Linked DNA regions of Homo sapiens: region 2 is linked to region 1. A link is an interaction called in ENCODE POLR2A ChIA-PET data of the cell type or tissue named here. Cell type or tissue: Panc1. All regions are shown on one strand.

Region 1 (2,500 bases):
GTGGACTCAAAGAGCGTGACCCAAGGCACACACTTCCCAGGCACTCACATTTTCACAATTTTGTATGGCTAAAAAAGAAACCCAATACACAAAACCCAACACAATAAGAACAAAAATAACAACCTCAACAGTCAACAAACAACATGGCGGGGAATACCTGTAACCTATCACAAAGAAGCTACTTTGCTTCATATATAAAGGACACCTACCTTTCAAGAACATTGACAGAGCACTTACAAAGTGGCAGGCACAGTTCTAAAGACTTAACATACTCAAGATGCCATCACAACCACAACAGTTTTTTTTTTTTTTTTTTTTTTTTGAGAGAGTTTCACTCTGTCGCCCAGGCTGGAGTGCAGCGGCGCAATCTCAGCTCACTGCAGCCTCCACTTCCTGGGTTCAAGCGATTCTCCTGCCTCAGCCTCATGAGTAGCTGGGACTACAGGCACGGGCCACCACGCCCAGCTAATTTTTGTATTTTAATAGAGGCGAGGTTTCACCATGTTGGCCAGGATAGTCTCGATCTCCTGACCTCATGATCCACCCGCCTCAGCCTCCCAAAGTGCTGGGATTACAGGCGTGAGCCACTGCACCCAGCCAACAGTTTTTAAAAGGTAAGAAAACGGAGGTGCCAGGAGGCTACCTGCCCAATGTCACACAGGTAAATGTTGGAGCTAGGATCCAGCAAATGGCAGAATGGCTCAGGGGCCATGGTGTTAAGCATGGTACCCTTCCAGCCTTGGCACAAAAGGGACCAAGAGCTTGCCAGAAATATGTGCCTAACCAAGTATGGTGGTGCGTATCTGTAGTCCCAGCTACTCAGGAGGCTGAAGTGGGAGGATCTCTTGAGCTCAGGTGTTCGAGGCTGCAGTGAGCCATGATTATGCCACTGCACTCCAGCCTGGGCAAGAGAGTGAGACCCAGTCTCTTTAAAAAATATATTAAAATAGGCCAGAAGCGGTGGCTCATGCCTGTAATCCTAGCACTTTCGGAGGCCGATGTGGGCGGATCACCTGAGGTCGGGAGTTCTAGACCATCCTGACCAACACAGAGAAACCTTGTCTCTACTAAAAGTACAAAATTAGCCAGGCGTGGTGGCGCATGTCTGTAATCCCAGCTACCCGGGAGGCTGAGGCAGGAGAATCGCTTGAACCCGGGAGGCGGAGATTGCAGTGAGTCGAGATGGTGCCACTGCACTCCAGCCTGGGCAACAAGAGTGAAACTACATCTCAGAAAAACGTATATATAAAATATAGAAATATATCAGGCAGGCTGGGCATGGTGGCTCATGCCTGTAATCCCAGCACTTTGGGAGGTCGAAGGTGAGGTCCGGCGTTCAAGATCAGCCTGGCCAATGTGGCGAAAATTGTATAAATTTTTTAATACAAAAATTAGCCGGGCGTGGTGGCAGGTGCCTGTAATCCCAGCTACTCGGGAGGCTGAGGCAGGAGAATCGCTTGAACCAGGGAGGTGGAGGTTGCAGTGAGCCAAGATCGCGCCACTGCACTCCAGCCTGGGTGACAAAGAGAAGCTCCATCTCAAAAAAAAAAAGAAATACACTATACAAAGGACAGGTGGTATTTCTAACATTCCCATGCTCGGATAGGGAAGCTCATTCATCACCAATGTAAAAGAAAACCGCCCAGGCATGGTGGTTCACTCCTGCAATCCCACCACTTTGGGAGGCCGAGGTGGGTGGATCATGAGGTCAGTTCGAGACCAGGCTGGCCAACATGGTGAAACCGTGTCTCTACTGCAAATACAAAAATTAGCCTAGCGTGGTGGCAGGCGCCTGTAATCCCAGCTACTCGGGAGGCTGAGGCAGGAGGATCGCTTGGACCCAGGAGGCGGAGGTTGCAGTGAGGGGAGATTGTGTCACTGCACTCCAGCCTGGGCGACAAGAGCAAAACTCAGTCTCAAAAAAAAAAGAAAAGCAAAACCATAAGAGATGTCATTTTCTACTTCTCACATGAGCCACGATGGAAACCTCTGAGAGCCACCCTCCTGGCAAGGACCTAGGGAGACACATGCTTGGAGACAGGCTGAGAGACCAGTGGCATTGCCTCTCCGGAGGTCCATTTGGCAATAGCTACCCAAATTAAAAACCAGCATCCCTCCTACCCAAGGATTCTACTTCTAAGGATCCAGTCACAACCACCCTGATGTACCAGCATCCCAAAATAACCTCATGTCCCACCTACAGGGCCTTGGTGAAATCAGTTATGGAATCTCGGGCAACAGGCACGCCATGGCTGAAAATCACCACGGCAGACCCAATCAGGCCAGCAGCTAGCACCTCCACGATGGCTCCTCCAACCCGAGAGCACTCCCTCCTCCCTCACACAGCCCTCACAGCCCGTGCTTTCTGCTTCACAGAGGAAGAAATAGGACCGCAAACTAAAGAAGCTGTGTGTGCACATATGGCAGCCAGGACTGGGCCCCTCATCAGCGTCAGCCTGGCTCTCGACCACTGTGCTTACAGATGGTGACCTCTAACAGA
Region 2 (2,500 bases), 390 kb after region 1:
ACTGTAGACTGGGTGGTTGTGGGGAGGAGGTGACTGTGGGGAGGTGACATTGATCTGAGCCCTGGATGCCAACAAGGAGCCAGCTGTGCATGGATGGAGTTGGGAGCGGTGCCAGGCTGAGCCTGCAGGAGGTCAAGGTGCTGGTGGGAGCTCATGTGGCTGGGGACGGTGAGCATGGGCGGGACAGAGGTGGTACTTGTGCAGAAGGAATTAACCATGAAGGCCAAAGATGCCCTCCCTGCAGAGGCCTGCTGGCAAGGTTGGCCCTCAGCTGGGGCCTGGGAGCTTTGCCGATAAACAGGCCCCCACACTGATTCACTGAATGGCTGCGTGTGCAAACAATAGGGTTTATGCTGAGGACCTGCTTTCCCTCTGAGAGGCTGGGATTTTGGACTATGCCAGGCACAGGTGCTGACGTGACCAGACCCCAGTAAACCCTGGGTGCCGAGTCTCTAGTGAGCGTCCCTCATAGACAGCACTCACATGTGTTGTCACATCTCATCGCTGGGGAATTAGACATGTGCTGTGTGACTCCCCAGGGAGGGGACTCTGGGAGCTTGTGCCTGGTTCCCCTTGTGCCTTTCTCTTTGCTGTTTTTGCAGGTTGTCCTTTCACTGTAATAAATTGCAGCCTGAGTCCTGGGAGTCTCTGAACCTGGGGATGGTCCTGGAATCCCTGACACAGATGTGGCCAGAGAAGGGATGGAACCAGTCCTGCAGGGCCCTTTAGGGAATAGTGAGGTGCAGTGTGAGGGTTGCAGCGACCCGTGGGCTGCTCAGCCCAGCCTGGGGTGACTGTCTCACTTTCCCTCGGAGGACAGGGTGGGCACCACCTGCAGACTCTGGGAAGTCCTCACTCAGTCTCCACGTGCACAGGGCCTAGGAGGTGGTCTGGGTGCTGGTGGGCGGCTCTGCCACATGCCACCCTCACAGTCTTCCCCTGAGTCTGTTCCTTCCTCTTGCTTGTCCCAGGCCTCTCTCAGCAGCACCTTCCTCTGTGAGTGTCAAATGCTACTGACTCATGTACTTCCTGTCTATTCAGAGACAGGACGGGGGTGGGAAATTGGTATCATTTGCATGACGCTCACCTCCTGGGGTTGGTGAAGAGCTTGCAGGCATCAGAGCTAGCTGGGAAGTGAGCAATTATAACATCTTTAGGAAATTGACTTGGCCCTTTCTGAGTCTGTGTCTCCTGGTTTTCTCCATGCCCAGTATTCAGAGGAGGATGAGAGGAATGCTTCCTTGGGCCCCATGGCCTGGCTTTGGCTTTGGCATTGGCATTTTCAAAAAAAGTCTAGACTTACTGATCATGATTCCAGACTCCCGAGAAAGAAGCAGAGAATGTTCGGGTTGTATGAGTGGGATCTGGGATCCTGGGGGCGGGCTGTGAGGGTGAGAGCCCCACGGAAGTGCACCCAGGAGCAGGTGGATGTGGGAAGGCTGGAGCCCCCCAGACCAGGGCTGGCCTTGGGGAAACAGAAGGGGGTCATGGCATCAGAGAGGAAAGCGCATCTTCGCTACGATCCCCCCTGCCCAGAGCCTCCTCCAGATCCAGGGACCCCTCTCCTTCTGTGTTTGACCAGGGACACTGGCAGCTCTGCCTATGTTGAGAGTCCTCAGAGAGCTTCAGCTAGGCCTGTTCCCCAAAGATCTTTTGTTGTTCATTTTAAGAAACAACAGACCATCACTTTAAAAGTAGCACATTTTGGTACCTATTTCTCAGTGATTGATCCTTTCAGATACAGTTTCCCAGGATCTAAAGATGGTAGCTGAATAATGCATGATATTTTTGTTTCCCAGAAACAGGTGTTTTATTTTTATTGCATTAGTCTTATGAGAACAAGCTGGCTGCAGTTTCTCTGAGAGCCGAAGTGCTGAAACAATTCTGGGTTTTATAGGCACCCATTGCCAGGAGCTGTCATTGCCAGGCTCTTGGGCTCTTGACAAGGAAGCTCATTATGGCCGTGTCTCACCTCCTCCAGGGAGGTGCCAGATCCGTGTGCAGCAGTTTTGCACGTCCATCCATTTGTTCATCATTCATTCATTCACTCATTCTTTCAATGTTCATTTCCTGAGGGCTTCTGAGTCCTGGTGCTGGGATGCACTTTGGGGTTACAGAGACAAAAAGACCAAGTCCCAGCCTTTAGGGAACCTATAGTCTATGAGGGAGACAGAGTCTCAGTCATTGGGCCAGGTGATGAGGGGTAAACTGAGGCATACACCAGGTGTGATGGGCTGTGAAGGATCAAGCCTTGGAGCTCACCGGTGGGCGGGAGGAAGACCCCACTGAGGAGAGGAGAGAATCCGTGAGTGACAAGGAGTAGATGGGGCTCATCAGGTGGCTGTGTGGTGGGCAGGGACCCCAAAGGGCCTGAGCAGAAGTGTGACTATAGTGACTTAGAACTCAGGAGGGGCTGCCCTTGAGCCCCACTTGATTTACAACCTGGACCCTTGGTGATTTTGGCTGGAGAGAGGCAGTTGACTCCTTTGAAATATGAAGT

The links. Peaks named below come from ENCODE experiments on the same cell type or tissue, not always from the same donor. Only the 100,000 strongest peaks of a DNase experiment are listed, where the experiment ranks them.
Region 2: POLR2A ChIA-PET joins it to region 1 with 5 read pairs; 2 of 35 experiments call an interaction of 5 or more read pairs at or near these places.

The regions. Positions count from the first base shown.
Region 1 is chr12:131,897,937-131,900,436 of GRCh38, reverse strand. All of the region lies in intron 3 of ULK1 (unc-51 like autophagy activating kinase 1), which reads right to left. Among named protein-coding and RNA genes, the nearest start is that of ULK1, 4.6 kb to the right of the region's middle. RefSeq lists an enhancer at 1-271. In Panc1, no CTCF peak of the experiment used is centred here; no DNase peak of the experiment used is centred here.
Region 2 is chr12:131,510,025-131,512,524 of GRCh38, reverse strand. The region is part of intron 1 of LOC101929974 (a long non-coding RNA gene); the gene reads left to right. Among named protein-coding and RNA genes, the nearest start is that of LINC02414, 140 kb to the left of the region's middle. RefSeq lists an enhancer at 1,260-1,309. In Panc1, no CTCF peak of the experiment used is centred here; a DNase peak (open chromatin) is centred at 1,054.